3 separate regions of the Mus musculus genome follow, and all the other regions are linked to region 2. Evidence: chromatin loops called from intact Hi-C (ENCODE). Cell type or tissue: left cerebral cortex. All regions are shown on one strand. Each heading gives the region's core, and the rest is flanking DNA. Links, peaks and the distances in the headings are about the cores only. Region 1 holds the start of Nit1 (nitrilase 1). Region 2 holds the start of Usf1 (upstream transcription factor 1). Region 3 holds the start of Alyref2 (Aly/REF export factor 2).

Evidence for each region. Peaks named below come from ENCODE experiments on the same cell type or tissue, not always from the same donor. Only the 100,000 strongest peaks of a DNase experiment are listed, where the experiment ranks them.
Region 1: it touches region 2 in a loop (6-fold over the local background); 1 of 42 quality-filtered maps calls a loop at or near these places.
Region 3: it touches region 2 in a loop (9-fold over the local background); 1 of 42 quality-filtered maps calls a loop at or near these places.

What each region holds. Positions count from the first base shown.
Region 1 is chr1:171,340,463-171,347,886 of GRCm38, reverse strand. It overlaps Dedd (death effector domain-containing), which reads right to left. Exons shown (of 6, transcript NM_001128609.1): 6 at 5,386-7,059. The coding sequence ends at 6,683. Nit1 (nitrilase 1) reads left to right here and starts at 2,242. Exons shown (of 7, transcript NM_012049.2): 1 at 2,242-2,319; 2 at 2,887-2,973; 3 at 3,348-3,599; 4 at 3,720-3,823; 5 at 4,060-4,193; 6 at 4,324-4,449; 7 at 5,090-5,650. The coding sequence starts at 2,318. The coding sequence ends at 5,356. Pfdn2 (prefoldin 2) reads right to left here and starts at 2,212. Exons shown (of 4, transcript NM_011070.4): 1 at 2,101-2,212. The coding sequence starts at 2,175. In left cerebral cortex, for the core only: no CTCF peak of the experiment used is centred there; DNase peaks (open chromatin) are centred at 1,724, 2,228, 2,777 and 3,407; H3K4me3 peaks cover 2,045 bases; H3K27ac peaks cover 1,333 bases.
Region 2 is chr1:171,408,096-171,415,519 of GRCm38, reverse strand. It overlaps Arhgap30 (Rho GTPase activating protein 30), which reads right to left. Exons shown (of 12, transcript NM_001005508.2): 12 at 5,280-7,424. The coding sequence ends at 6,179. It overlaps Usf1 (upstream transcription factor 1), which reads right to left and starts at 4,207. Exons shown (of 10, transcript NM_001305676.1): 1 at 4,080-4,207; 2 at 991-1,083; 3 at 1-15. The coding sequence starts at 998. In left cerebral cortex, for the core only: a CTCF peak has its summit at 3,350; DNase peaks (open chromatin) are centred at 3,396, 3,744, 4,215, 4,459 and 1 more place; H3K4me3 peaks cover 2,359 bases; H3K27ac peaks cover 2,065 bases.
Region 3 is chr1:171,499,079-171,506,502 of GRCm38, reverse strand. Alyref2 (Aly/REF export factor 2) reads right to left here and starts at 3,025. Exons shown (of 1, transcript NM_019484.4): 1 at 1,753-3,025. The coding sequence starts at 2,846. The coding sequence ends at 2,190. LOC115487699 (a small nuclear RNA gene) reads left to right here and starts at 3,340; the gene lies at 3,340-3,455. In left cerebral cortex, for the core only: CTCF peaks have their summits at 3,031 (motif pointing left), 3,904 (motif pointing left) and 4,817; DNase peaks (open chromatin) are centred at 2,614, 3,056, 3,916, 4,781 and 1 more place; H3K4me3 peaks cover 1,577 bases; H3K27ac peaks cover 1,598 bases.

The DNA of each region.
Region 1 (7,424 bases), core at 1,130-6,129, 68 kb after region 2:
ATTAAGCCAAAAAATCTAGAAAATAAAAGGAAATTAGCATTTAGAAAGACTGTTCAGATTATGTGCGTGCAAGTGTGTCTGTCTGTGCGAGATCAGGTGCTCGAGTGCAGAGGCCATCTCTCCAGCTCTAAGTAGCATTTGTTAAACACACTATGTAGTCTCTGTATTTAGTCATGGTGGAAAAAAACAAAACAAAACAAAACCCAAATGGATTTTCTTGCCTAGTACTCTAGTTACGAAATGGAAAACTACTGTGCTTTTACAGATAGACGAGGGTAAAAGGTAACAAGAGAAATCATATATAAATAAGAAATACAAAGCAAGCACAGGTCATTCTGATTCTAGGCCAGGAAACCCTCCCAACCATTCCACTACCCGCCATTCCCTTGCCTACTTACCTGCCACATCCGAAATCTACACTACTTTGGACTCTCTCTCCAAACTGTGCAAGAAAAGTTCATTATGTGCAGAAGTTTGTAGTGTAGGGTTGGAGAAATGGCTCGGTGGAAGAACGATTACTTTTATAGCGGAGGACCTGGGTTTGGTTCTCAGCACCCTCATGGTAGCTAATAGGCAGTTATCAGAGGTTTTGACCACTCTTCTGGTCTCTGAGGGCTCCTGCACACATGTGGTATATGCACATACACATGCAAACACACATAAAGTCTCATTGTTTTGTTTTTGAGACTGTGTTTTACTCTGTAACCCAGGCTAGCCTGGAACTGACAGGGTAATCCAGGGGGATTATGGGTATGGGCCACCACACTTGGCTGTGACCAAGTTTAAGACAAGGTCTATTTCATTTACCTGTTCCTCTGGGTTAAGCAAAGCCAAACACAAGACGGACTCTCCAAAGCATTAGCATTTTTTCCTTCCCACTATGTCAGAGGCTACACCCTCTTCCATCTCCAGAATTCCCCTGCACTTCAGTTCTCCCTGAACACTTACTTTCTAACTCTTTGACAGTGTGGGTTTTAGACTCTTTATGCTGATGCTTTTACCTGTAGGAATTGTTCAACAACCAACTGACAAATGTACCTATGATTAAAATTACTCTTCTGGGGCTGGTGAGATGGCTCAGCTGTTAAGAGCACCGACTGCTCTTCCAAAGTTCAAATCCCAGCAACCACATGGTGGCTCACAACCATCCGTAATGAGATCGGACTCCATCTTCTGGAGTGTCTGAAGACAGCTACAGTGTACTCACACATGAAAGAAAGAAAGAAAGAAAGAAAGAAAGAAAGAAAGAAAGAAAGAAAGAAAGAGAGAGAGAGAGAGAGAGAGAGAGAGAGAGAGAGAGAGAGAGAGAGAGAGAAAGAGAGAAAGAGAGAAAGAGAAAGAGAGAGGGGGTGGGGGGTGGGTTCTGCCCTCTTCCGAAGTCAATCTTTGCAAAGAGAGCACACCGAGCAAGCTCGAGGCCAGCGTAGGCCACTTAGTAAGACCGTGTCTCAAAGACGAAATAATCCGAGCCTTTAATCGCAGTATGTGGGAGGCAGAGGCAAGCGGATCTTCCAGGCCAGTTTGGTCTACAAAGTGAATTCCGGAAAAGCCAAGGCCGGACCCGACCCTATAGCAACCCTCATCCCCACCTCCAAGACAAAACAAACAAACAAACAAACCACAGACTCCTTAGTCAAAATAATTTACGGAACACTAAACTGCTCAGAGTCTGAGTCACGTGGCTCTGCAGCGTGTTGGTGATGGTGAACACGGTTTTTGAGCCATGAACTACATAAGCCACTCACTGACTAAGAACAGCTTGGAATTCGTTACTAGATGCCACGCCAAACACCATACGCTCTTTAGGGTACCTCGGAGAGGGGGCAAACTACGATCCATCTTCTCAGAGACCTGGCCAACCCTCCCAGACCCTGCAGCTCAGGGCTTTCTCCCTTGACTACCCACCCACACCGCGGGCGTGCCTCTCCCCTACCTACCCAGGCTCTAGAAAGGTTCGTGATCACCTCCAGAGACCCCCTCTCCCCCGTGCGTGCCCATGGAGACCGTGGAAAGGACTAAAGGCCCCTTCGAGCCACAAATCTTATCTTCTACACGAATTCGACACCGCCCCGGGTGCCTTGTGCGCTCGCGGCTCCTCACCTGTTCCGCCGACACCGCCCCCTTCCCCGCGCCGCTCCCGCCGCTCTTGCCCACACGACCGCTGCTGTCCGCCATCTTCCCCACCTGCAAGCTTTCCGGCCTGCGCACTCTCACTGCGTCACATCCGGCCGGGGGGTTACCGCCCACTTGCTCCTGCGCTCCTGGCTCCTGGCAGCTCTTGAGATCCGACCCCGTGAATGGTTTTGGCTGTGTCTTCATGTAGGACCTACTCCCAAACCCTGCCCGCTGCGGTGAATTCCACCTGCGATGCTTTAACTTGTGCAACAGAGATTCTTGCCCGGGGGGGAGAGGCGGGGAAGGACGCGCTAATCAGAGGGCGGGGGCTCGGGTTGGGATCTGGTCCTGTACCCATCTACCCACCATGAGATGGTGGAGATCTAGGGAGGGTGAACTTTCCTTCTGAGATTCGGGTATAAGGGGAAAGATACGTGTTGAGTCTATAAAGCTGTGCAGGTGGCACAGCCGAGAAGAGAATTGGGGAAACGAGGAAGGTTCCATGAGATGACTTGAACTGCGGAAACGTTTGGCAAAGGAAAAAGGGCTTCAGTTTTAATGTGAGATCACTGGAAGTTGAGGTATTAAGGCACCGATCATAGTCGCCTCTCCCATTTTCCCATTTTATATCTTTTCCTAGCTACTAGTAGTAAAAAGTATTTTCGAAGCCTTGGGGGAGGGGATTACTGGCCAGGCCTGGAAATGGCAGAGAATTCTAGAAACTTACGGCTTGAAAGAGGGTTAGGTGTCCTGATTTCTCACCTTCTTCAGGCTGGGCTTCATCACCAGGCCTCCTCACCAACTCCTGTGTACCGGATACCGATTACTTCGAACCCCAGTACTTTGTACTCAGCCCAGGTAACATATTTCGTAATGTTCTCTCTCTGGCGCATAGCTGCTTAGTTCGTGTTTATTAACTTCATAGTGGGAGACAAAGATATCTCCAAACATGTAATGAGTGAACTCCAGTAGCTCTAGGGTTATTATGCTCTGTAAGAATGAAAACAAGTTGCTGGGGTCACCTGTAATGCCAGCACTCGAAAAAAAGGAGGATCAACCAGGAGTTTAAGGTCATCCCCAGTTACATAGAAAGGCCTGTCTGGGCTACAAAAGACCGTGTCTCAAAAAAGAAAAAAGTCAAAAGAAAATAAAGTTTCTGGCTCCACCCCCACTTGAGCCTCTGAGTTTCTCCTAGATAGAAAATCTGAGGATACTGCCTGTGTCATTCACAGGCCCAGAACCATGTCCTCATCAACTTCCTGGGAGCTGCCCCTGGTGGCTGTGTGCCAGGTAACATCAACACCAAACAAGCAAGAGAACTTTAAAACATGTGCTGAGTTGGTTCAAGAGGCTGCCAGACTGGGTGCTTGCCTGGCCTTTCTGCCTGAGGCATTTGACTTTATTGCACGAAACCCTGCCGAGACATTACTCCTGTCCGAACCACTGAATGGGGATCTTTTGGGCCAATATAGCCAGCTTGCCAGGTACAAGGGTAGGGTTTGGGGGGGGGGGGGTTGTGTGTGTAGAACTCCCTGTTGAGCAGTGTTCCTGGATTGCCACAGAGGGGGTAGAGTTGTGTGTGTCGTGTCCCCCCCCCCCCCCAGGGAATGTGGAATCTGGCTGTCCTTGGGCGGTTTCCACGAGCGTGGCCAAGACTGGGAGCAGAATCAGAAAATCTACAATTGTCATGTGCTTTTGAACAGCAAGGGTGAGACGTCATAGCCCTTAGTTTGCCTCTTCCCAGGCTTCTCTACCTTTCCTCAACTCAGATCTTCAGCATTTCTTTCTCAACTGCTTGGCCTTGGGGTTTTATGCTTCTGTTCTCAGCCTACAAGTTACTCTTTGGGAGAAGAGCTAAGCTGGACTTGTAGAGTGTCTGTACTGAGTATTTTCTCTCTCTCTCTCTCTCTCTCTCTCTCTCTCTCTCTCTCTCTCTCTCTCTAGGATCAGTAGTGGCCAGTTACAGGAAGACACATCTGTGCGATGTAGAGATCCCAGGTCAGGGGCCGATGAGAGAAAGCAACTATACCAAGCCTGGAGGCACTCTTGAGCCACCTGTCAAGACACCGGCTGGCAAGGTGGGAGTTTGGAAAGGAAATGGGACTATGTTGAAAAGTGGTAACACCCCCCATTGGTGCAGGCTAATGAAGGCACTCAGTGTTCTGTTGAATGGGACAGGGAAGATGAGTGGGTTGTTTCTCATTTCAGGTTGGTCTAGCAATCTGTTATGACATGCGGTTCCCTGAACTTTCTTTGAAATTGGCTCAAGCTGGGGCAGAAATACTTACTTATCCTTCAGCCTTTGGATCTGTTACAGGTCCAGCCCACTGGGAGGTAAGAGAATGCCTCTTCATAACATATAGGCCTCCTTTAACCTTACTTTTAGTAGTGGGAGCAGAGTGGTACAAACCTAAATCCAAGCACTTCAGTGGATAGCCACAGGTTCAAAGCCAGCATGCCTTGACTAAAAAAGAAAACAAAATAGAAGCTGGGCAGTGGGGGTGCACACCTTTAATCCCAGCACTCAGGAGGCAGAAGCAGGTGGATCTCTGAGTTTGAGGCCAGCCTGGTCTACAGAGTGGGTTCCAGGACAGCCAGGGCTACACAGAGAAACCCTGTCTCAAAAACAAAAAAGCAACCCACACCTTCAAAGAGTGGGGCATGGTGGTGCATGCTCTTCATCTCAGCACTGTGAGGCAAAGGCAGGCAGATCTCTGTGGGTCTAAGCCAGCCAGGGTTACACAGGGAGACCTTATCTCAAAAGTACAAAACACAAACACTCCTCCTTTCTACTTGATTTTCTTCCTTTTCATCTGGTGAGGAAATTCATTTCTTAGCTAGGTGTGAGTCATGTTAAAGAGTTAGTTATTAACTCTAGTTGGTTAGTGAGAAGATTGGGCCCACAGTGCCCGCTTCTTGTCACTTGCCTATTAAACGCTGTATGTTCTGGAGTCAACGCACGTCTCATCCTCAGGTGCTGCTGCGGGCCCGCGCCATTGAATCTCAGTGCTATGTAATAGCAGCAGCGCAGTGTGGACGCCACCATGAAACAAGAGCAAGTTATGGCCATAGCATGGTGGTTGACCCGTGGGGCACAGTGGTGGCCCGCTGCTCCGAGGGACCAGGCCTCTGCCTTGCTCGAATTGATCTCCACTTTCTACAACAGATGCGCCAACACCTGCCTGTGTTCCAGCACCGCAGACCTGACCTCTATGGCAGTCTGGGTCATCCACTCTCTTAATGCTTTTAACTTCTGTTGGTTAAGACACAGACACAGCCAACTGGGAGGTGATGCTACTGTGACTTGTAGGCAGGACACAAGCACGGTTCCCTTCACTTGCAGAACTTTAACCTCTCTTAATGGAACACAGGCTTAATCAAGTCCATGGGAAAGAAGAGACTTTGACCTGACCTCAGATTTCAGTTTCAGAAAAGTGGGATTTTATATAGTCACTGTTTATTTCATGAAAACTGAAGTTATGCTGAGGGCTGAGCAGCACTGGCATTGAAAAAAAAATATAATAATCATAATGTCTGGACATGTCTTTTGGGGGCTAGAAGGGGAGGTGGAATTGTACCTGCTTGACTGGACTTCACTCCTCAGCCTCCTGCCTCAAACATGCCTCCTTACCTAAGAAAGTGCGGTGCTCAGTGCATGTACTAGTCCTGCTCTCCAAAGGATGGGAGAAGGGAGGGCAGAGGAACAGGAGGAGCTGATACTAAATACCCCACTTTCTCTCAAGCAAGAAGGAAGCAAAGGGAAAGGGCCTTGGGGTGGGGTAAGAGTTATTTTCACTGGAAAAGGGAAGGAAAATGTCATACCCCCCACCCCCTCCTCCTCTTCAGAGAAAGTGTGCTCCAACTAGCAGCCTCTACTCCACTGTCCTGTGTACTGGTGTTCACATACACATCGCAGTTGGGAGGGTGATCGATCAGGCTGGCCCAGTCCTCTGTAAGTTTGCTGAACATTTGACAGGGACAAGGAGGGATCCATACGACAGCAGTTCCCGCTGTGGAATGAAGGAAAGGCAGAGAGGAGCAGCACCAAGGCCAGGAGAGACTGCAAAGGGCCACAGCTTCTCTGTTTTTAAAAAATTCTATAATTTGGAAGAAGGTGGTAATTAATTTCCAAAATACACTTCAGAGTCCCACCTTCCACATAGCTCCTTTACTCACAGCCCTTTGGTTTTTCAGACAAAATTTAAGAGCCCTCATAAAGCCATAAGTATTGATTACCCCTCAATGCACCTGAAAGCAGTGTTCAATCCCTTACAAAGGCTGTGTTCCAGAGACCCTGTCCCTATACACTTGTCTTACGGCTCAGTGGTAAGGTGGCTGTAGACACACAATAGGGTAAGTGGCAACAGGAAACGGGGAAGCCCAGGCACATGGGTGCAGGGAGGGCAGGGACACCACTTCCACCTTCCTTTGTCTTTTCCTTTTAAAAAAAAAAAAAAAAAAAGGCGGTGTGATTGGTTGGAAAGGGTAGAGAACAAACCCCAGAACAGTATGTCAGCTCCAGAGGTGACGGAGCGAACAGTCCCCAGAAAGGTGAGAAGGGGAAAGGTCAGGGTAATGCCTGCAGCATCAAGTTCCTCAGGAGTTTCTGTCGGCCCAGCTCATAGTCCTCCTCATCCACGTTCACCAGCAGCTTGATGGCTTCATGGCCCACAGCTTGCTTGAGAGAGTCTGTGATGAAGACACCTTTCAGTGCCTCTAATAATGAGCCATTAATGTAGTCTCGCCAGAATGCGTCGAGGTAGGTGAGCTCAGAGAACTTGATGTCACAGATGATGGAGCCCAGGTCCCGGGACTTGAGGATAGTGTTGGCCTGGTTAAAGCGCTCAAACTGGCGCTCAAGTGGGTCCTGCTTATTGGAGAAGACATTGCCTTGCAGAGCCGTCTCATGCTGGCAGTATTCCGCCCGAACTCGGAGCCTGATATCTGGGAGAATTTTAAGGAGCATGGTTTATAATGGATTGTGTTTACAACCAAAGCTAGAAAAGCAAGCAAGCAAGGCTGAGACCCTCCCTCTTCTCACAGCTTCTTTACCTCTCCCCAGAACTAGTTCTTCACTGTGTCACTGGTTTCAATTCTGGAGCTGCCCTACAATGCCCTACAATGACTCTGCTCAGGCCACTCACAAACAGCACCTTGTTAGAAGACCTGTCTTATTAAAAAGTTGCACAAATTTACTTTAATTCTGTCTTGACTTGGTTCATCCTATATAAGAATGACGTTGGCATTTCTTTAATAGTAACTAAAAAGATTTGTAATATACCATTGCTGAAAAGAACAGTTCTCATGAA
Region 2 (7,424 bases), core at 1,144-6,143:
GCTGTTTTCTGCTGCCTATTGGTGGTGAAACAAAAAAACAAGAAACAAATGGAAGATGTGAGACATTCACTGACCTCGTAACATGGTTCCCAAACTCACTGGCATCCACAACAGATGTTAGGCTAGGTTAGACCATGACAGTATTACTGCTGGCTCATGGTGGCACATTCCTTTAAACCTGGCACTCAGGAGACAGGCAGGTGGATCTCTGTGAGTTTGAAGCCAGCCTGGTCTACAGAGTGAGCTCCAGGGCAGCCAGGACTACGATATACCCAGGACTATGTAAATATTATTTTGTCTCAAAAAAATAAAACAAAATAAATTTAAAAAGTAATAACTAAGTATCTACCATGTACATAGACACCAAGCTATAAGCACTTTTTTTGTTTGTTGGTTGGTTGGTTTTATTTTGTTTTTCAAGAAAGTGTTAGGGCTGGCGAGATGGCTCAGTGGTTAAGAGCGCTGACTGCTCTTCCAAAGGTCCCGAGTTCAAATGCCATCAAACATATGGTGGCTCACAACTATCTGTAACGAAATCTGATGCCCTCTTCTGAAGTGTCTGAAGACAGCTACAGTGTACTTACATATAATAAACAAGCAAACAAACAAAACAAAAAAAGGACCATTTCTACATCTTAAAAAAAAAAGAAGAAGAAAGAAAGAGTTTTTTTCTGGGTAGCTCTGGCAGTCCTGGAACTTGTTGTGTGGAGCAGGCTAACCTTGGATTCAGAGATAAGACTGCCTCTGCCTCCTGAGTGCTGAGATTAAAGGCATCCACCCCACCCCCCACCCCAGCACACCATCTTGATGCTAATAACAGTGACTAGCACCACAGTTTTATAGATAGAGAAACTAAATCACAGAGCTGGTAAGTGTTGGAGCTGGGTACCTGAACCCAGATCTCCCGAATCCAATGTTCTTAGTCATTCTGCATTAATTCTGCATTCTCCAGGCCATCCCTCCTCTGCCCAGACATCCCTCTTCACTTACCCCTTCATCTCTCTGTGAGGGGGCTCATCCGAGGCGCCGGTCTTTTTTCGGAGGACTTTGTATCTCCCAACTCAAAGGCCTGAATGCTAAGTCCTGGTGGAAACCACAGAGTTTGCAGTGAGGCCAGGCAACTGAACAGCTTTCCAGGTTCTAGAACCTAGGTTCCAAGAAGACACAGCCAGGAAGATAAACCAAGCATCCGCAAAGGACAGTCAACTCCCCCAATTCTGATGGCAAGGGCTAGTCTGCAGTGACTGAAGAAGCAACTCTTCACGGGACATGGAGGCTCACTCCTGGGAGCCTAACACTCAGGGGAAGGAGACAGGAACGGTGCGAGTTTGAGGAGAAAAAGGACCAAGTGTGCTTGCTCATGCCCGTAATACCAATACTTAGGAGTTCAAGGCCATCCTGGGGTGCAAAGCTAGTGTCACGCTAGGCTGGGCTACAAGAACTTGTCTCAAAATAAAATAAAACAAAACTGGGAGATTGGCTCAAACAGCACTCGCAATGGAAGTCTCACTCGGAATGAAGGTAACACCCGAGTCCTAAAACCTATAGAAGAGAGGAATGCAGCATTGAGAGCATGTGTAATCACAGGGCGCCTGATGGAGAGCTGGAGATGAGAGAATCTCTACAAGCGGGGCGCCAGCCACTGTCTCCAGCAACGTGGAAAGACAACAACTGACCCCCTACGGCTCTCCTCTGACCAAAAGAAAAGCTAGGAGGGCTCAGCAGGCAGGGCGTGGTGGCAATGCCTGATTCAAGCACTTGGGAGCCAGGCACGTGGATCTCTGAGTTCAAGGCCAGCCATGGCTACAGAGTTCCAGGATGACCAGGGCAACCTAGAGAATCCATATCTCAAAAAACAAAACAAAAAAAACAACCTCCTCCCCTCAAAGAGGCAAAAACTAACTTGTGAAAGCTGTTTATCACAGCGTCCAGCCCACCACACACATGCATGTGCACACACACACACCAAAACTTTTCTCTCTTCCTTCCTTCCCCCCCAACCCCGCTTCTCTCTTTCTGAGACAGGGTTTCTCTTGTAGCCCTGGCCGTCCTGGAACTCACTCTGTAGGCCAGGCTGGCCTCTGAACTCTCAGAGATCCTGCCTGCTTCTGCCTATCTAGTGCTAGGATTAAAGGCATGGGTCGCCACCACCCAGCTGCTCCTCCATTTTCATTCCAACTCCTGGGGGGAGGAGTAGACTGTGAAACAATGTCTGGGGTGCATGGCTGAGGCTATTGTGGATTGTTACTAAAGCTATTATACTCTATGTCAGCAGCTTCACAGGAAAAGCTAGAGCAAAGTTTAGACCACCACTATCAAAACCAGTAACTAATAACCCCCCCACCCACACACTCCCTCACACACTCCCTGATTCTTCTTCCAGCTTCTCCAACACAAACTGTACGAAAAGAAATCTGAAGCTGGGAGGTGGTGATGCCAGCCTTTGATCCCAGCACTAAGAAGGCAGAGGCAGGCAGATCTCTGAGTTCAATGCCAGCTTGGTCTACAGAGTGAGTTCCAGGACAGCCAAGGTTATGTATAGAGAGGTCCTGTTTCAAAATCAAATAAGAATAACAAAAAACAAATTCCAGTCCTCAAATCTAAGAAGAGGAAAACTGAAACCTTTTTTGCTATTGGGAAACCATCACTAAGCATAAAACCCAGGTTTGGCTCTTGGATACTACTCCGCTGTCGGGGCTCTTGTTTTGAGAGAGTCCAGATTTACAGCATCTGTTACAAACACCAGTGCCCAAGTGCATCATGTTCAAGGCTTCTTTATTTTATCCAGCAAGGCTTCCTGTAGAGCAACATAGTTGCTAAAATGTTGCCATGACAACTCCAAATCAACTAAGCCTCAGGAGGAGGGGGGGAAAGAAAACCTCCAGGCTCAGGGTTCTGCAGGAGAAAAGACAAAGGGGGAGGAATCCATCTACAATGTTCCTGCCTTAGGACTTTTGACAACCAGCCAGAGAACGGGAAAAAACAAAGAACTGTACAGACAGATGCCACCAGAAAGAAACAGCTGCATAGGACAAAGCAATAAAATAATCTCAACAAGAAAGGACAAGATTTTTTTTAAACACTCTACCCGCAAGATCTTCCAAACCTTTCTAATCAAAGAAAAACCTTAGTTTAGCGGATAATGCGCCTCGGAAAGACCGTGTGCAAAGAAGAACGTTAACAACAATAACAAAAGGGAACTGAAAGTGAAACTGTCCGTAGAAAGTAAGGCTGCAAAGGGAGGCAGCGTCCGGATGTACGGACCACCTAGGGGGTCTCCATCCTCAAACAGGAGGAAGAGCTCCTCCTGAAGCTCCTGGCACGGCCTGCAGGAGGAGGCTATGAAAGAGACTGCAAGGCGCACGAGACAACCGTATAGCCAACAGCTGTCAGCGCAACTTCTGAGGCTACCCAGAAACGGCGGTAGGCTCCTTACTCAAACCTTGGTTGTATATCCGGAAGCATCCTGAGCATTAATAATACGTGATACGGAAATCAGCCTAGGATTTTGTGGTTTTGCATGCTCAAAAGGAGAGCCCAGCAAACGTCCTCACCAAGCACAGACGCAAAGGCAGAAATTTAAAAAACAAAACACCCCCCACCACCACCCACACACAAAAACCAGATCAAGTTCCCAAAGACTTCAAGCGCCCGGACCTTGCCCGAGAACGACGCGTCTCCCTGCAGGCCCACCGACTAGTAGTAGGCGCTTGGGGACCTGAGTACCCGGCAGGCGCGAGCCCCGCAGCCCGCGCGGTGACCCCGCCGGTCCCAGCCCAGCTCGCCTGCGCCCCAGCTGCTCCGCGGAGGAGAGACGGGGAAAGGACGCCGGGGACCTTCCCGGGCCTGCGGCTCGAAGCTGGATACCCACCGCAGGCGGCTGGGACGTGTGCACACCGGGGCGGGGAGCGAGCTCGGCCCACAAAGCAGGAGAGAAAGAGCCGGGCACGGCCCCCTCCCCCAAAACAAAGGCTCCGTGCCCAGGCGTGGCCTGGCCTGGGAAACGCCAGCCAAAGCAAAGGTGCCCCGCCATGCCGATCCACCGGCGTCCGGACTCCGGCCGGCTCCGACGCACTCACCGGGCCAGGCCGCTTCAGTCGCCGATTTCCCCCGGCAGCCTTCTCCGTCTTTGGATCTAGGTCTCTCCATAGACAGCTGCTCATGCGCAGTCCCAGCCTGCGGCCATGTTGGTGAGGGGCGGAAGTGTGCCCTCGACCCGCCCAGCCGACGGACGGCCCCCCGAGCTGCCACACTTCCGCTCGCTTCAAATCTGATGCCCGCTAGAGCGGATGTGGGTACGTGAGTGGTCGCAGGCTCTGAAGGGAAACAGACGGTATCCTTGGGGACCTCGCTAGAGGCCTTTGTTTTCAGTAAGAACCAGGAAAAAAAAAACCCGACTAAATTGTACTTCCATCCTTGTGGTAGGCGGAGCCCTTTTACTTCCAGTAAAAGGAAGTAGAGGGTGGAACGGCAATCTTAGGCGCCATCTTTCATAAGGGCAATGTGGGACGCCATCTTGGATCAGGGCATCACTTTGAGGGGGTTCCAAGTGGACTTTGGGACATTTCTGAGTGTACGTGGATCTGGGTATATACCTTTGTATTAACGTCAGCAATACTCCAAAGACCTCATAGCTTTTCCTCAGGCTCTTAAATACGTGTGGGGACGAGTTTGATTACCATTTTCTTCATTCTGGGTGTACCCAGAGTGATTTTGGAATAGTGAAGTATAATAGCAATAGCTAGAATTCAGATTCTGAAGCCATTCAGACTCTGAACTGACACTTTTTTTTTTTTTTTTTTTTTTTTGCGATAGGGTATTTCTATGTAGTCCTACATAAACTATGCTGGACTCGAATACACATAGATCTCTCCACTCCCAAGTGCTAGGATTAAAGACAGCCACCACACCTAGAAACTAACACTTCTTAACTCTGAGGTTTTTGATGGGCATTTTTACTTAACTACAGCTCAATTTCTTTGTAAAACGGAAATACCAATACCAACTTCACATCAAGTGGATTAAATAAATTCAAGAGCAAAGTTTTTATGCACACAAATCTGGCCCAATTCCTGGCATTAGATGAACATTATGTAAATACAGGTTTCTCTTCCTCATTTCTTGACCACCATGAACCCAGTTCTACTTTCTAGCTACAGTTTCCCATGACAACTGAGGAAGAATATCTAAATAAGAAAAAACAAGATATATACATTTTGGCAACTTTGGAATGTGATACCATTCACCCAAAACTTTAATAAGACAAAGTACATACACTGTTTAAATGTTAAAAAAAAAATTCAGCTTTTATTATCAAATACCCACCATTGCTAAATGGTGGCCTGTAGCCCCAGCCTGTGCAGAGACAGTGCTAGAGCCAAATTGAGTGACATTCCCTCTACTTTTCTTTTCCTTTTTCTTTTCTTTCTTTATTTATTTTATGTATATGAATGAGTACACCATTGCTCTCTTCAGACTCACCCGTAGAAGGCATCAAATTCCGTTACAGATGGTTGTGAGCCATCATGTGATTGCTAGGAATTGAACTCAGGACCTCTGGAAGAACAGTAGGTGCTCTTAACCTCTGAGCTATCTCTTCAGCCCAACATTCCCTTTTCCTAAAATGGGAGGACCTCTTCTGCAAAATAATTGAAGGTAGAGGATGCCACCCATTTCCTTCAGCAAACACTGAGGACTTTAAAGAGCTTCTTGGATGTTTCTCCTACTCTGAAACTAAAGAGGGTCAGAAGACAGCCAAAAATCTAGGAACAAATCAGGGGTGAGCTATTCTATATCTGGTCCTATATCTCCCACATCTACAGTAGGCTTCTGTGAAGAGATATTCACAGCTCAGAATAGGGCAAAAGTTTGGCTGAAATTCCCCCACTGTATTTAAATTTAAGAAAAAAAAAAGCTTTTACCTACCCTATGTTTTTGTTAACTCCCTGGAAACAAGATTGTTCTATGTTTCTTAAGACTCTGCTAAGACATAAGTGGCTTTGTGTCTAACACAAACATAAGTAAATCCACCAAGTCTGTACCTCTCATGGTCAAAACAAGAAGCTGGAGGACCCAAGCCTATGGAATTAGACATCTCAGCTGCCGAGGCAGCAAAGACAGCTAGGCAAGTGCTCCAGAGATTGGTGATGATTTCTTGGTTCCTCTTGTCCTGTCCTAATCATACCCCTTCATCTTTCCCATGATTAGTCTGTGTTTCAAAAGCATATGTCTGGCGCTGAGGGGCCACAAGAGGGACAACAGGGTGAAGCTCTCTAGGGGGCAGACTAAGCCGACTCCTGGGCTCAGACCCCTCTGTGCCTTCAGGTGGGCGTTCCAAACAGCTAAGGGGCCGGGAAGAATGGGCAAGGATCATGCTACAAGGAGGGGTTCTGGAGCTGAGACTATAATCCCCACCTCCAGTACAGGTCTGGGTCCGCAGAACTCCCTGAGACTCGGTCCTCTGGCGTTCCCGGGCCAGGGCCACAGCAGCATCAAAAGAAAGACTGCCCCCATTCCTCCAGGAAGCTCGAGAACCCCAAGCTTTTTCTCCAGGAGTCCCATCAAGCCTACCAGGCCTTGGACATGGGCTTGCAGGTGCTACATGGATCTTGCTACACATTGCACTGGGCATCTTGGCAAACTGTGGTTTGGGGGGCACTACAGGGACAGAGCGGACCTGTCGGACCTGAACTAGGGTGGAAGCCAGACGCATGCCCACACCACCAGCTGACCCACAGGGACAAGAATACAGGTCACATGTCTCAGGATTAAGCTGTCCCTCAGCCTCCATGCCCTCTGGTTCAGATGGCTGTAGCGGGGCTTGTTTCATCTCAGAGGTCTGTTCATTGATTTCTTCTGTACTGTCAACCCTCAGTAACTCGACACCTGGCCCTTCAGAGAGGGCCCCCTCTTCTAAGTGGTCACCAACACCTCTCATGACTTCAGTTTCTACGTCTATACTTTTTTGTTCCTTGCTGAAAACCCCTTCCTTCCTATCATCACCCTCTTCTGGACTTCCACTGTCTTCACTGTGTCCTTGGTCTTCTCTTGACTTAAGGTCACTCTTCCTCCTCAGCTCTTTGGTCTCACTCTCTCTGCCTTTCTCAGCCTCATGCTTGTGGACAACTTCCCAGCTCTCCTCAAGAACCAGGTCTTCCTGGAACACATGCTCTGGATCCATATCAGAGTCTACTGGGGTGTCATCTCCTTTCTCAGCTCCTTCTTCTCTCCCAATCTCTCTCTCCTCATCTTTACCCGGTTCTCCTATTATTTTTTCCACATCCTTGGTCTCCTTTATACTTTCAACCTCTCGACCTTCGGAATTTTCTTCCTTGGCCTCTAGCTCTTCCCTACTCCCTTCTTTAAAACTATCCATCACCTTTTGGCTTCTCTCAGCCTCCCCTCCTTCCGCATCAGCCTTTCCA
Region 3 (7,424 bases), core at 852-5,851, 91 kb before region 2:
GGTGAAGGAAGGTTTTGCTGAAGCAGACACAGGAGAGAGGATGTTCTGCTAAAGCAAACACATGGAAGGGCGCGTGATGAAGGACTCTTTGCTAACAACATGCATGTACAGGTCCTCCTTACACTGCATAGCTGAGCTGCATTTATCAGGACGCCATAGAGAGAAACACACTAAAACACTTTTGGTGGTGTGCTGCAGTTTCTTGCTGCTTCTGCAGACTTGGGCTGATTGGCAGTGATGTCACCTGAGACAGATGCGCGTGCTAGGGCAAGACCTGTGGAGGACATGTGACGTTTGGAGGGTTATAAATAGGACTCAACAGACAGTGACAGAGGCTGAGCTTGGCTTGCTTATAGAGGTAGCTGTGCAACACTTGTGGGTCTTTTCTCTGATCTTCGATTCCCTGAGAGAGGCACAGCTGAGAATTTCTGGCATTCCTCCTGATGACTAGAGCTGAGGCTGAGGCCTGGCTGTCTCTGCTAGGTAGGCCACTGCTGCTGATTCCTGTTTGCTATGCTGACTCTACTGAACTGGACTGCTGGTGTGTTACAGTAAATCTCCAACCCAAATATGCCCCGGCTATAATAACACAACTCAGTTAATATGATTGCATGCAGTGCGCCTAGATTGGGCAGATCTACCACTACACTACCATCTTCCTCATCTATGAGACTCCTTAGAACTTGAGGTTTCTCCAGGCCATGTGCTTCTGCTCCATTACTTCTTCTTCTTCCTCCTCCTCCTCTGCATCCTCTTCCTCCTCCATTTTCTCCTTCTTCTCTCTCCCAACCTTCTGCTCCACCTTCCCTTTATCTGCCCAATCAACAGTTCTCCTTTATTTTACAAATTAAGGTGGGAAGCAGGTTCACCTGAGTGCCGAACTCATCAAATATAATTAGCCCCATGGCTATCCACAACCCTGGTGTATCAGTGAAGTATTTGCAAGTAGATCAAACTGTGCTGCTCAATGACCAGTGAACTGAATTGCTGATTTCCAAACAACACAGAGGGGGTTTACTCCAAAGAATCTTTCTAAACAGGTGCACTTCCCCCGTATCCTCTCTTTCCCACCACTTTGGTGGGTGGTGGGCTACAAGGGAGGTTAAAGCGTTTAAGAACTATCATTAAAAATAAGATTTGGGCTGGGCTGTGGTGGCGCACGTCTTTAATCCCAGCACTTGGGAGGCAGAGGCAGGCAGATTTCTAAGTTCGAGGCCAGCCTGGTCTACAAAGTGAGTTCCAGGACAGCCAGGGCTACACAGAGAAACCCTGTCTCGGAAAAAAATAAAATAAAATAATAATAATAAGATTTGGAAAATTAAAGATACAACGGGAGGAGTGGGAAGTGAGCTTGATCATGGTACACAGTGTGAAAGTCCCAAATAATTCACAAAAATATTATGTTAAAAAAAAAGAAAGTTGGTGTTTGTTTTTTGTTTTGTTGTTGTTTGGGGGGGCAGGGTTTTGGGGAGAGGGGCTTGAAACAAGGTTTCTCTGTGGAGCCTGTATATCCTAGAAGCTAGTATTAAAGGCATGAGCCGCCGCCACCACCACCACCCCTGCCTTTGATTTTATTTTAGATTAGTCATATCTCACTAAAACTCCTGTCTCAGCCTTACCAACGCTGAGAGGTCAGGTAGGTACCACCCCTACCAGACAGAAAAGACTTTCCATGTAATTAAACCCACCGCCTTCCTTGCTCATGGTGAGTAGGCATTCTGCCACTGAGCTGCATCAAAGGCAAGGTTTTTTCAATTCTTGTTTTATTCTTACATGATGGAGCTGAGAATGAAACCCACTTCTTCATGCATGCTAGTCAGTCATGTGTTCTGTCCATAAAAGTCATATTGTAATTTGTAATTTTTCTTTTTCTTTTTTAATTTTTCCAGTTCTACACACATTTCTATTTTATTATGACAAAGGTGAAAATGCCACCTTCTCCACAACAGCACCCAGGAAAACTTATCCCAAAAAATAACTCAGTACAAAACAGGTCTGTTTCAGAATTTAAAAAAAAAAAAAAAAAAAAACTTTACATGAGTTTTTAGATCCTATTTTAAAACAGGAAGTAAAAAGAAACAAAAAACCAAATTCACCATTGTCTGCACAGTCCAGTTGCCTACCCTCCCTCTAAGGCATCACAGACGAGGCGTCTGGGTCCCGGTTCTTGTGCGGATTTGTTCGGTTGTTTAGCTGGTGTCCCTCCTTGCATTGTAAGCATCCAGCTGTGCGTCCAACTCCTCTGCAGAAAGCTGCTGCTGCTTTGAGTTCCTGCCAGTGCCTCTACCCCTTCCCTGGCTGCCGCGGCCACCAAAGCCTCCAGAGCCACGGCTCCTTGTCATGCCGCCTCTGTTTCCGCTTTGTGCAGGTCTTCGCTGTGGATCGATCTGTGACGTGACAAGCTGGATGTCCATAGGGCGGCCATCCAAAGGGACGCCCTTGTACTGCTTCATAGCCTTCAGGGCATCTGCCCTCCGTTCAAAGTGTACATCCGCCGTCCCTAAACTTCGTCCAGAGCGATCGTAGTCCACAGCGGCTTTTTTCAACGTTCCAAATTCAGCAAAGAGTTCCTGAATGTCAGCATCTGACACCCCGAAGTCCAGGTTTGACACGAGCAGCTTGGCACCGGTCTCCACGCCTTCCCCACCCCCGCAGCCGCTGTCGAATAGGTCGTGCTGCCACTTGTCCGGAAGTGGTTTCGGTCTACTGTACGGTGCCGGCCGGTTCCTGCCGCCGCGGGCGATGGCGGGCCGGTTCCTCCTAGGCCCGCCGCCTCGATTCACCCGGCGCTGGTTACGGTTCAGCTTAATGATGTCGTCCAAAGACATGTCCATCTTGTCGGCCATGGCGGGCGCGGATCCGGGCCTGACTGGCCCGGCCCTCGCGGTGCAGACCAGAAAGTACTCAAATTCAATGATTCCCCCGCCTTGACTCCGCCTCTCCGACCGGTGCTGGAATCACAAGCGCACCAAAATCACACTTGGAAATTGGAAGTCTGTGCGCTTGTGAATCTGGCTTTCGCTCTGACCCCTGGTGGCCGCCCAGCGCCTAGAGACATCTGGGACAAATTCGAGGCACTTCCGGAAACCGAGCGGGCCACGCGGCTTCTCCGCGATATTTGCATACCCACAATGCAGTGCACACAGATGGTTGTATAATTTAAAAGGGTAGCGTGTTGTTTTCGTTGTTCTGTTTTATTCCTTTTATTCCTTAATGTGATAGAACCTTCAAAGATTTATCTGATATAATAAAGTAGTCAGTGTCTTTAGGAGTAAATAGTCACCATTAGTTGTCTAGGAAATACAGTCGGCCGAGAACTGTACACTAGGACAGCTGGGTATACTCTGGTTTCTCTTCAGATCGTATAAATCTTTCGCCTTTTACTAAAGATTTCCGTGGAGAGGAACAATTCTGAGTCTTACACTAATTTTTTGAGGCCTTGCTTTAGCAAGGCTATTAATAATGTTTAAAGTTAGAATTAACAGTCTTTATTGTGTGCTCTATGTATTTTTTTGTCTTCAGTGTTAACCAAAGTTAGAATTAACAGTCTTTATTGTGTGCTCTATGTATTTTCTTGTCTTCAGTGTTAACCACTGTAAGGTAAAAATGGCTTGAGCTTAGGCTAAAGAGACAGCTCATTGGTTAAAAGGGCTCAGTCGCATGGCGTTGTGTCTCATAACCGATAAAGTAAATAAGCCTTTAAAAGCAAATACTAAGTTTTTGTGGGAAGTCTGTAGACATGTTATTTATTAAGCTGTTTTTTATCTAGCTGCGTTATGTTGTGGTCTCAGTGAACATATGTATAAACCATTATTTTTAATATTTTATTTAAGTGCAAGGTGGTTATGGACTTAAGGCACGTACAATTTTCTAGCAAGATGGCTAACCCAGCTCTGTAGCTGAGGAAGAACTAGCGCCCCCTTCTGACTTCCATCAGTGCCAAGCAACGCTCAGATACGCAGGCAAAATATTCATACAAATAAAGGCAGATACATTCTAAAAAATAAATGCAGCCACTCGAGCAGAAGGGACAGGTTACCCTCAGAGCTGTGGGAGGGGCTAGACTATGATGCAATTCCCCATCTCCCCCCAGTCCCTCCCCCCCCAAAAAAATGAAAACTACTCTCCCACCCAAGACCTTTCCCTTAAGGACAGAGACTGTCCCTTTGAAATACCTCAGTCTCCTTATAGCTAAAATACCTCAGTAATAAGAACAGGTAACAAGGGGGCTGGAGAGATGGCTCAGTGGTTAAGAGCACCGACTGCTCTTCCGAAGGTCCGAAGTTCAAATCAGCAACCACATGGTGGCTCACAACCATCCGTAATGAGATCTGACTCCCTCTTCTGGTGTGTCTGAAGACAGCTACAGTGTACTTAGATATAATAATAAATAAATCTTAAAAAAAAAAAAAAAGAACAGGTAACAAAGTGGCAGGAACTTCAAACACAGAATGCCCTCGGTCTGCTTGGCAAAGCATCTTTGGCTCTGCCCACCAAAGTACACTGGAAAGGAAGTTGAACTTTCTCTCTTCCTGGAACAGACTTGAAATCATGGAAAGGCTCTTGGATGTCTCCTGGATGGGCTACTGCACTGACCAGTTCATTGCCTGCTTCACGCCTCACTTCTGTTTCTACAAAATTCCCTGGGATAAACGCTCCACAGTGCCCCACCTGGGGCCTACTTCTGCTGGATAGGAGCTCCCACAACTCCCACCTGTAACCCTATAACAAATCTCCCTTCTAACCTCTCGGAAATTCCTTCTCTGCTTTGCAAAACAAAGGACCTGAAAGCCAACGGTTTGGGTGCCTCTAGTGGCCATTGGATAGCCTGACACCTTAACACTCCAAGCTATCCATGACTGAAGCAAGAAAGTTTCCAAAGATACTTTCCCACTTTTCTTTATCATCCTCAGTGTCATCAATAGGTGAGGGCGGGAGTATAGGGAGTTCACGGTCCAGCCTGGGATACCTGCCTAAAGAAAACAATAAAATAAAGAAACAGGATGGACATACCATGGATAGCCGAACATGTCCAGCAGAGAACAAAAGAGTGTTCATAATTGCATCAGTTGCTTTCCTGTTGCTGTGATAACAAAACCAAAGAAAAGTTCATTTTGGCTAGGAACCCAGAGAGAGAATCCATAACAGTAGGGGGAGGCATAGCAACAGGGGGATGGAGCAGAAAGCAGATCACATCTTCACCTTTAAACACAATGCAGAGAGAATAAACCGGAAGCAAGGAAAGGCTATAAACTCTCAGAGCCCACCACCCCCCAATCGACATCCTTCTGCCAACACAGTCAGACCTAAAGGTTCCGTATCAGTCCCCTACCCAGCACCACTAACTAGAGATCAAGTGTTCACTCACCCAAGCTCACCAGGGACATTTCTCCTTCAACCCACCACAATAATGGAATTTGATTCTTCTGTGGATAATTGTAGGCTTGGGTTGACCTCTAAGGGTTGTTTTAAGGTTTACAAATTCATGATAACACATGGAGAACATGTTAGATACATATTTAGTTTTTTAAGTGTTGGCCTCACTGTCTGCTCCTGATCCATGGATAAAATATAATTGAAGGAAAACCAAAGCAAGACTTCTTGCTTGGGAGAAGAGTGGTCAGATGTAAGGAACACTGTAGGTCAGAGAACACCACCGCTAACCCAAGGTCCATTCTATACATTTTAGGTAGGATTTCTGTTGCTATGATAAAACGCCATTAGTCAGGATTCTCTAGAGACGCAGGAATCACAGGATGTCTCTATATATTAAGGGAATTTGTTGTGATAACAACGGGCAGCTGTGAATGGGAAGTCCAAGCATCTAGTAGTTGCCACGAGGCTAGTTATTTAAGCTGGTCTTCTGTAGAAGTAGGTTTCAACAGACGTACTGGCAAGAGCAAGCAGTTGAAGAAGAGTGAATCTTCCCTCTTCCAATGTCCTTATGTAGGCCTCCAGTAGAAGGTGTGGCCCAAATTAAAGGTGTGTATACTACCGCGCCTGGATCTAGACCTTGCTTTGTCCCAGACTGACCTTGAACTCAGAGATCTGCTTGCCTCCTGAGATCAAAGGTGTGTACTACCTGGCCTATGCCTCAAGATCTCCATCCATGTCAAGATCCAGGTCAGTAACCTGAGTCTTCCAGCCTCACGATCTGGATCACAGGTGAGCTCTCCATTTCTGAGCTGCAGTTCATTCCAGATGTAGTCAACTTGACAACCCGGAATGGCTGTCACACACCCTGATCAAGAGCAACTTGGGAGGAAAGGATCTGTTTCTGAGTGCAGTTGTAGTCCATCACAAAAGGAAATCAGGACAGGAAACTGAAGGCCAGAGATGAAGCAGAAGCCATTGAGAGTACCGCTTCCTGGTTTGCTCCCTGTGCCTGGCTCAGTTCCGCTACAGCGCAGGGCCACCTGCATAGGGGTAGTACCACCCCTGGTGAGCAGAGCCCTCCCACAGCAATCACTAATCAGGAAACTGACTAAAGTAGAGTTCCTAAAGGCCAGCCTTAGGGAGGTGTTTTCTCAATGGAGGTTTCTCTTCCCGGGTGACTCCAGCCTGTAACAAGCTGACAAGAACATCACCGGGACAACATTCCACAATGCCTTATTTTGGGGGATTACCATCTGGTCTCACAAGTTTGGAAAATAATGCCTTCTCGTGACTGTAAACCTCCATAGTACTGTCTTGCACGTTTCTAGATCTTTCTCCAGTAATAAATAACAAAAAACAAAAACCTTTAACAGGAGTGAAAACTCTGTGCTTGTTCTGTCGTATAAAATACTTGTAAAACCTAAAGGAATAAGGACTGCATGATAAACAAGAAAAAAAAAGTGTTACACCATCATGTTTCCTGGGAGCACATTTATTATTAATTATACTTAATTATTAATGTCAATGCCACCTCACTATGATCGGTTGCTTTGTTATCTGTGACAAAAAAAAAAACTGGGTAACTCTAATTGTTCTAAATTATTAAATATGTCCTGAAATTTCAGGAAATAGAGCTCATTTCTTTGCTCCAAAACAAAAACTGTCATGAGAGTCCATTTCCCCTCCTGTTTCTGCATTTTTCCTTTGCTGCCTGGTTGCTTGAGAAGACCATCGTTCACATCTGCTTCTGGCTAGATGTATGAGCCCTGCCAGGGAGTACGGCTCTCTAGGGATCAGAAGAGAAGAGTGATTTGATGAGAGACCAAAGGAAAATGCCAGGCACACCTACAAGGATACACGGGAGAACCCGGGAATTAGACAGCAGGTGTTCTTTGTCATCCCAAGAATGTGTGTCACTCTTCCTGAAGAAAATCTCAGTACACTGACAGATTCATTTTCCATTTTCATTCTAAGTTGAAAGACGAAGCAAGGAGCCTTAAAAATCTGTTCTCCCACAGTGGAGCTTGTGAATGCCGGGCCAAAGGGGG